Regions from separate parts of the Homo sapiens genome. Here regions 2 and 3 are each linked to region 1. Evidence: chromatin contacts called from ENCODE Hi-C or POLR2A ChIA-PET data. All regions are on one chromosome and are shown on one strand. The core of a region is the stretch at or near the end of the contact, and the rest is flanking DNA. Distances in the headings are between cores, read along the strand shown.

Region 1 (2,595 bases), core at 57-2,556:
GCGGGCGTCTGGACGCCGCCCCTCCTCGGCCAGGAGGGTCACCACCCCCGGCCCCCGCGCACCAGGGCTGAGGCCAAGGCCACCCGCACCTCCCACCCGCTTCTGCTCCCCCAGGCGACGAGCCCGCGGCGCCGCCGCCTCCTCCCGGAGCAGAAACTTTGCGTCTCTAATGGAAACCAAGCCGCGCGCCAGTTCCCTCCTCCCCCGCCGCCCCCCCCCCCCGCCCCAATTAGCGCGAGCCCAGCGCCTCCCGCGGGAAGTGCCTCCTGGTGCACCGAGGCTCACGCCCGCCCGCACTGCTGCACTGGGTGGGGGGCCGCAGGGTGCGAAAGCGGCAGGAACAAGCCACGGCCACACCGCAGGGCCCCGCCCGGGCGCAGGGCGGCCCGGCCGCCGCTTCCGCCCTCTCCGCCCCCAACCCCTCGCCTTCCTGCCCCCAACCCCACCCTTCCCCGGCTCCTTCCTTCCCAGCCCACGCCCGCGCCGCGCCCCCCGGGAAGAAGGAGGGGAGAGCGACCGAGGGAGGGCGCCCAGCAGGGCCGGCCAAAGTGGGGAGGTGGCGGGCGCTGACTGCGCCCCTCAACACCCGGCCGGAACAATGTGCGCCACCGGCCAGCTCCAGCCCATTCATTCTCCACTGCCCGCCCGACCTGCCACCTTCGCGCCGGCGGAGAAGCGGGGTGGGGAGGGGCGGGCCGGGGGGGGGGGTCTAGTGCCCGGCCCCGCCCGGCTCCCAGGCCGAAACGCTGCGCTGCAGGCAGCCCGGGTGCGGCGCTAGTGGATGCAGTGGGTGCGGGGCTGGGCGGGGGGCAGGGGGATTGGATGCAGAAACCCCCGCTGCAGTTGCGGCCGGAGCCCCTGCCCGTGGACGGCCTACGACCAAGTCCAGCTCCAAGGGGAACCAATAAATGAAGCTCCCTGGCAGAGGTCGCCGAGATGCAAATCCAAAATGCAACCTCCTTTAAGCGCAGCTGCTGCGTAACACTCAGAAAAGAAAAACCTCCAAGAACCAAAAACAAACAAAAAACAAACAAAACAACTAGAAATCTGGGAAGAAATCTCGGGCAGCTGCTACGCCGGCATTTGCCACTCCCGACCTACCATGGTGCGAGCGAAGGGAGGAAGAGCAGAGGGAGCGAGGGTGGCTGCACCAGCGCGGGGGCTGCGACGGCGGGGGTACCTCCGATGCCGCTGCTGCTGCTGCTGCTGCTAAGGCGCGCTGTGCGCTATGCCGCCGCCGCCGCCTGCGCCGCCGCCTGACTACGAGTAACGGCACGGCGTCCACGACACTCCCAGCACCACTGCCGGAGCGCGAGTCTGCGCCCCGCGATATATATATGGTGCGCCGTATCCCTCCGCCGCGGCGGAGCCGCCTCGCGCAGAGCGGCGCTGCGGCAGCCGGGCCTTGCCCGCCTGGTCCCGCCCCCGGGTTCGCCAGGCCTCCCGCCGCCCCCTGCGCGCCAGTCGCGGCGGCCCTACGCTGGGTCGGGGAAGCGTTCTAGGCTGGGCGCGCGGTCTCGGGTCAGGTGTGGCGGGGAGTCCTCAGGAGACGCCCACCCTGGGCGGGGGCGAAGACAGAGCGCCTGCTTAGTCCAACCTGGGGGCGGCCCAGAGCTTCGGAAGCCGTTCACTCCGCTACCTACCCCAGCCTCACCCCACCTGGGTGACCCTCCCACCTCAACATCTCCAACCGCTCCACTAGGGCTGCCGGCTCCCGCGTGCCCCTCGTCCTTGGGTCTGCAGCGGCCACTTCCAGTTTGGGGTGCTGCAGGAGGTCCTGAGAGTAGGGGGTCCGCGGGGAGGTGGAGGCAGATTGGCCACACTCCTTCAGCTGCCGAGGAGAGGGGTCTGCAGAGGACGAGGTAGTTGTCCTCCTGGAAGAAATTGGTCCTCTTCGGATTTTGGAGCAGTATCCGAGTCAAATTATTTATGCTCAGTTGCTAAATCTGTGTCATGCTGCGATGTTTAATCAGTCTTTAATGTTTTTACGTTTCCACTGAATATTTTTTAGGATGCCTGAATATTTCTCCCCTACTATTTTGTTCTTTTTCCTGGCGCCCGTCTTACTAAAATTAGTGTACCTGTGCAGCTTCTACAGACCTTAAACCCAGGCTTTAAATTTTTCGTAATTTTCCTGATCCTGAGAAGGGTCAGAGTCTTTATTCATAAATCCATAGAAACAAGGGAAAAAATAGATGCTTCAAATCCTCTGCATTACAAGTGGAACACACAGCCAATTGCCTCTCTTATGGAGCTAGATTGTATTTTAAACTACAGTTTTGATTATATTCCTTTTAAAAGACTATTTAAATCTTTAAATATACTAGTGTTTTCCATTTTTTATTATATTCCTTTTAAAATAATATTTAAATCTTTAAGTTTACTAGTGTTTTCCATTTTTCTGTAAAGTAGAGAAAGAACAATTTCAGCCAGTAATGTGAACCCCAGGACTTGTAAAAATCTAGACAAAATGCTGCAGTTTCTTTTCTTGCCAAGGCAGAACACAGAATTTGATCTTCTGTTTTACAGGGCCCGGGCAACAGTTGGAGGTTATCATTTGCTTACTGTTTCACAGAATATGGCAAAGTGTGTGAT
Region 2 (2,595 bases), core at 39-2,538, 1.1 Mb before region 1:
CTTCAGGATGGGTGACAGAGAGACCCTGTCTCAAAAAAAATTTTTTTTCAATAAAATCTAAACGTAGATATTTCTGATGAAAATTTAGTATCCCAACAGAGACTTGCTGGAAGGACAAAATATATCACATTTTTAAGACATTGTACGTATATCTCATTAGTAATTTGATTATTGAAATAACTTTTGAAAATACCGCACTAAAACGTTAACACTAATTTCACCAGTTTCTTCGTACTTTTTGTGGCTACTGCAAAATTTAAAGTTATGTGTGTGGCTGCATTATATTCCGAGCGGACAAGCCCGACCTGGCAAGGCCTGGCAAATGGTAAAAGCCACCAAAATGGTGGCATATGAGCTGCATGATAGGAACGAGAATGATATTCCTTTGTGAAGATCAACAATACTTGACATCAAGTAGGTCTTCAAAACACAGGACTACCTAATGCTGAGAATTACTCCTCCCGATTACACAGTGTCGCATTTGTTTTTGTGAGCGCCTTAAGTTCCTTTTCCGACAAGAAAGGCTGGCAGACAGTTCTGATAGGGATGAAGGAATGGAGCACTTGGGGCTTGCCTAGGCTGTAAGGTGAAGTTTTAGAATTGTCACTTGGAACTCGGTCCCACGCCCAGAAATCGCAAACAGTCCCAAGTTTCCACACTGGCCACGCCAGTCCGCGACCCACGGCGGCTCCCAAGGCTGCGCCGACCTAGGCGCCCACACCCGCGACCTTCCCCGGAAGCGTTTCCATTTCATTCCCTCAAGTCCGCAAGGCGCCGGGTGGGTCCCGAGCGCCCGACTCAGCCATAAAGGCGGCCCCGGGAAAACGCTCTCGGAAGCGGGTAGGGGCCCAGGCCCACGCTGCCCGGCGTCCGCAGGCCAGGGGCAGGGGCAGAGGCAGGGACGGGGCAGGAACAAGGGAAGGTGGCGGCGGGCGGAGGCGAGGCCGAAGCGCCGGGGCCCGCGGGCAGAGGCCGCAAACGTATCCACGCCCCTCGTGCATCCTGGAGCGGGGCTGATGACGAACACAGGGCGCGACGGACGCACACACCGCCCAGCGCTCGCACGACGGTGCGTGCAAGGAGGCGGGAGGGAGCCTCGGGCTGTCACCGGCGCAATCTGCGTCCCGCCTCCTCCGCTCCCTGCGCTCCCGCCACCTCGGCAACTCCGCGCCCGCCTCCCGCCTCCGTCGGAAGCCTCCGCCGCAGTAAGGCTCCCGGTCTCGCTGCTGTCTCTTTAAATGGTGGGGCTACGAGCCGCCCCTGCAGCTGCTCCCTGGGTGGCCCCGCGCGCCGCTTTTGAGGGGCGAACCAAGATGGCGGCGGTTTTGGCTGTGTGAGGAAGACGGAAGAGACGGCGGCGGAGGGAAACCGACTTCCACTAGTCCGGGTCGCTTGGGCGGCCGGGGGCCCTCAGAGTCTCCCGGGCAGTGGTAGCAGTTGCAGCAGGATCAGGCGCCTGTCGGCTTCTGACGTTTAAAACAGGGGGAGCGGAAGGGAGCCACTGGCCGCGGTGGCAGGGCCAGGTATAAGGAAGGAAAATATGGCGGCGGCGGCGGCGGCCTGAGGAGGCGGCGGCGGCGCGGGAAGCTGCTTCGCGGAGATCATGGCGGAGGCGGGAGCAGGGCAGTGACGGGAGCCCCGAGTTCCTAGCGCTGCGGGGCGGGAGGCTACGAAGCGCTGCGCGGCCCCCTCGGGGCTGCCGGGCGCCGGGCTCGCCAGGCCTGGACAATAGCGCCGGGGAGCCGGAGGCGAGGAAAGGCGGCGGCCCAGAGCTCGGTCCCTGGAGCGGGCCATGCAGGCGGCGGCGCGGCCCCGCGGCGCCCAGCGGCGGCAGTGAGGCCGGGGAGCCCTCCGCTCGCGGGCGCCCTCACGCCTCGCCCCTCGCCTCTCCAGGGCCCCTTTCCTGGGCGTCTACTGGCGGGGCCCCCGCCCCGGTTCCCGGGCGGCACGATGACCGACACCCGGCGGCGGGTGAAGGTGTACACGCTCAACGAGGACCGGCAGTGGGACGACCGGGGCACCGGGCATGTGTCGTCTGGCTACGTGGAGCGGCTGAAGGGCATGTCCCTGCTTGTCAGGGCTGAGAGCGACGGTAAGTGAAGCCCCGCGCGGCGGGACCCTCGCAGCCCCCACGGCCCTGGGCCGCCTCCCTGGTTCTTGCGGGGCATGGCGCTCGCTCCACGAGAACAGAGGGACGGCTGGGGAGGGCGGCCACCTCGGGGGAGGACGGGCCCCAGGTACCCCAGTCTTGCGGGAGCTCCCCGGAGAGCGCTTGAAATGTTTCCTTTCTCTGAGTGCCTGGTGGCATTTTGGGTACGAGGAGAGCCAAGCGTGTTTGAGCTGTGCCGCCCTGGAGTGTGGAGAGGTCGAGGACCTGAGATAGGGAGTCCGGAGTGTGCTGTTCTTTTGCACTAGAGTGACCTTGAGAAAGACACTGATTAATCCGATCTGCTGCCTTAGTTCACCCATCTGTAAAGCAGGCATGAAACTTTGCTTGGAGCTAAGAAAGTTCTTGGACCTTTCACACTTTGAAGAACGTTTTGCTGTGCTTTTTTTGTTTTTCTTTTTAAACATCTTTTTGCTACATGTTTCTGA
Region 3 (2,595 bases), core at 31-2,530, 1.1 Mb after region 1:
CATAGAGGCGTCCTTTTCTCAAGGGCTCTTAAGATGAATCTGAGGTTTTTGTTGAACGATGGGTTCTGAAACATATGTGAAGCTCCAGCATAAACGTCTGAAGTCAGGATTCTGGTTCTTAAGCAGGAGCCGCGAGTTCACCATCGATGACCTCAGTTCCCATCTCCTAGTGGCCCTCAGTGGGTACAGACACCAGCACCCGGCCTGTGTGATCCGTCCTGGTGCTGGCCAGGCCTTCCTCTCGTCCCCTCCAGATCAGCCGGGCTCAGCGTAAGTTTTCTAGGACAACTTCGTAAAATGAATTCTCATTTCATAAGCAAATATAGTGTGAGTCATGCTTTGGCCACATAGAATTAAGAAGGAAGAAAAAACACTATTTATTTGGTTGGTACTTTTTTTTTTTTTTTTTTTAAGAAACTACACTGTATTCCAGATTTGTCCGCAGATCACTGTCAGCTTCCTCTCCTCTGGGTATATGTTTTTAAAGGACGTTGTCTATTATGGGTCAGGGTCCCCCGCTCCACCAGGCACTTCGGTGTGTATTTTCTCACTTAACTCCCAGCTCTGTGCAGAAGGTCTGGGAGACACCAGTGCTTAAGCCAAGTTTTATGGGGGCCAGACGAGGAGCAGCCGGGTTGAATGCCCAGGTTTTCTCTGGTTTCCAAGCCCATACTCTGCTTTATCCTTAGTTTTGGGCCCAGTTTTCAGAACACATCCAGAATCATCCATTTGCCCAGCAAACCAACATAAGGTATCAAATGAATGGCCAAGATGTTGAATGTATTTCATCCTTTGTTTCCTTGATTTCTAAAAAAACAGCCCTTAGATATTTTTAACAGAATTTTTAAAAAGCACCCCCTGTTGTCTAAGTTCTCTTTTCTATATGATCTTTGCCGCCTCTCCTGCCCCCACCTCCACCATAGTCAGAAATCTCACATCTCAACAAACATCTCTCTCCTGTCTTCACCGCGGTTCTGCTCACAGCCACTTTCCCCTTCAAACTGGACATTTTGGATTTTCCCTGCTAACCTTACCGCCCCTTCCCGCCCCTTCCCGGGCTCCAGCTCAGCAGGAAGAAATGTCGTCAGCAGAGGCTGCAAACCCAAGCCTGTCCCTTTTCAGTGGTATTTTTACTACGAGCTGAACTACTTCAGCATCATGTAAACACGCTGGAGTGTGTTCACAGCTGCCTCTCTTTTAAAGTTGAACCAGCTCAGAACTAAAAGGGGAACTGCTTTCAGGTTCTGTTCAAGTTTGCATGTGACAGCATCAAAGCTATTTTTAGCAGAGTGATCACCGGCAAGAAGCTGGAAACGGCTGCCTTCAACTATCAACAGTGGAAAGAAAGGATCATTTATGGACTGCTGCAGCTCTTGAGTCCATTTATATGGGAGACACAGGGGTGTGTAAATCTCTTCTTCAAAGTTACAAGGCGTCTTGTCCCCCATCACCTTTGCAGAGACAGGGCAGTGTTAATTTAGTGCTTGGTTGCCTGGGCTCCAAGTTAAAGTAGATACACTGATAATAGTGAATTATAGGACTGTCCTCAATGTCTGTTCTGAGAAGAAGGCGATGTATAGATGCTCAGAAACATCCATTAAACTTTTGAAGTGTTTGTATTGTTTCTTCAGTTTTCCTTTTCTTTTCTGTAGATCACCAAACTCAAGAGACAGCAGGAAACGGGAGGTAGTTATGTAAGCATCATGGCAATGAAGAGAGCATGAGTCACTTACTAGCCATGCGACCCTCATTAAGTGACTTTTCCTTTCTGAATTAAGTGTTCTTAGCTGCAAAATGAGGATCATAATACCAGCCCTATATACTTTATAGGGCTAGTTTTTTTTTTGTTTTTTTTTTTTAGCAGATGTTTATTGAACACCTACTCCATGCCAGCTCCTGGGGACATGAGCTGAATCAGATCGTCAGTGTCTTCAGAGAGCTCACAGTCTAGCTCCATAAATAACTAACTTATAATACCCTGTGTTTCATGGAAAGGAGACAGCATAAGACAGATAGGATCTGCTCTCAGCATGGAGGGAGGCAGGAAGAAGACAGGAGGAGCAGTATTTTCAAGACAGCATAAAAGTTTGCAAAGAAAACAAGGGAGTGAGGGACATTCCAAGCAGGGGCAACTGAGTAGCAATGACAGAGGTCAAAGGCGCTCTGGTGTCTCCAAGGGACCATGAGCAACTTGGTATTGTCAGAGCGAAAAAAACTAAAAGACAAGGGGTGGCAGGAGAAGCTGGAGCAAGTGGAGCCAATTGTTTAGTGCTAAAGAACCTGGAAGTGGCACAGGTCACAGGGAGCCAGGAGTCATTTTGAGCACACGATTGACTGGATTATACACAAATTAAAGTGGAGTCATTGCTAGCAAAAGTCCCTGAATCTGTGTATATGAAGTGGTAGCAGTTTAGTGCAGGCAAAGAATGCCCTACACATAAAGTGTCCTCCCTGGAAAGGCTAAGCTGTAGCACAGTACTAAAACTTGGTGGCCTGTGACTCCTTTGAACAATGCCTTTGAAGAGGGCGGAGGTGGGCAGCCTTTGAAGAGGGTGGAGGTGGACAGAGAAGGGCAGATGAAAGGGAGAGAAGTAG

Evidence for each region. Hi-C counts contacts between places; a loop is a spot of excess contacts on that map. ChIA-PET counts read pairs that join two places held with the same protein, here RNA polymerase II (POLR2A). Pooled maps may share reads with other maps.
Region 2: a loop to region 1 is called in a map of CD8-positive, alpha-beta T cell, with 8 times the contacts of the local background. The contact joins the promoter of PPP4R3A here to the promoter of CALM1 in region 1. A Hi-C loop is called at or near these places in 5 of 168 maps with a recorded cell type or tissue (CD4-positive, alpha-beta memory T cell, CD8-positive, alpha-beta T cell, naive thymus-derived CD4-positive, alpha-beta T cell and 1 more), 19 of 37 single-sample maps with no recorded cell type and 19 of 50 pooled maps. POLR2A ChIA-PET finds 5 or more read pairs at or near these places in 5 of 52 experiments (CD4-positive, alpha-beta T cell, CD4-positive, alpha-beta memory T cell, CD8-positive, alpha-beta T cell and 2 more).
Region 3: a pooled map shows a loop between it and region 1 (5-fold over the local background). The contact joins the enhancer-like site here to the promoter of CALM1 in region 1. A Hi-C loop is called at or near these places in 2 of 168 maps with a recorded cell type or tissue (B cell and sigmoid colon), 2 of 37 single-sample maps with no recorded cell type and 5 of 50 pooled maps. POLR2A ChIA-PET finds 5 or more read pairs at or near these places in 1 of 52 experiments (naive thymus-derived CD4-positive, alpha-beta T cell).

The regions. Positions count from the first base shown.
Region 1 is chr14:90,395,740-90,398,334 of GRCh38, reverse strand. CALM1 (calmodulin 1) reads right to left here and starts at 1,306. Exons shown (of 6, transcript NM_006888.6): 1 at 1,102-1,306. The coding sequence starts at 1,104. RefSeq lists silencers at 1-4, 45-114, 195-744, 755-914, 1,195-1,614 and enhancers at 1,045-1,094, 1,216-1,510.
Region 2 is chr14:91,509,003-91,511,597 of GRCh38, reverse strand. It overlaps PPP4R3A (protein phosphatase 4 regulatory subunit 3A), which reads left to right and starts at 1,288. Exons shown (of 15, transcript NM_001366432.2): 1 at 1,288-2,092. The coding sequence starts at 1,951. RefSeq lists silencers at 1,029-1,228, 1,809-1,908, 1,919-1,978, 2,229-2,278 and enhancers at 1,289-1,568, 1,386-2,036, 2,037-2,595.
Region 3 is chr14:89,302,761-89,305,355 of GRCh38, reverse strand. The region is part of intron 3 of FOXN3 (forkhead box N3); the gene reads left to right. Among named protein-coding and RNA genes, the nearest start is that of FOXN3-AS3, 46 kb to the left of the region's middle. RefSeq lists enhancers at 1-267, 1,181-1,380, 1,481-1,540, 1,571-1,640. Within about 2 kb of position 1,280, at least 31 of the 41 ENCODE cell types and tissues checked have a DNase peak (open chromatin) inside an H3K27ac peak, as active enhancers do; they include B cell and sigmoid colon, where a contact is called at or near this core.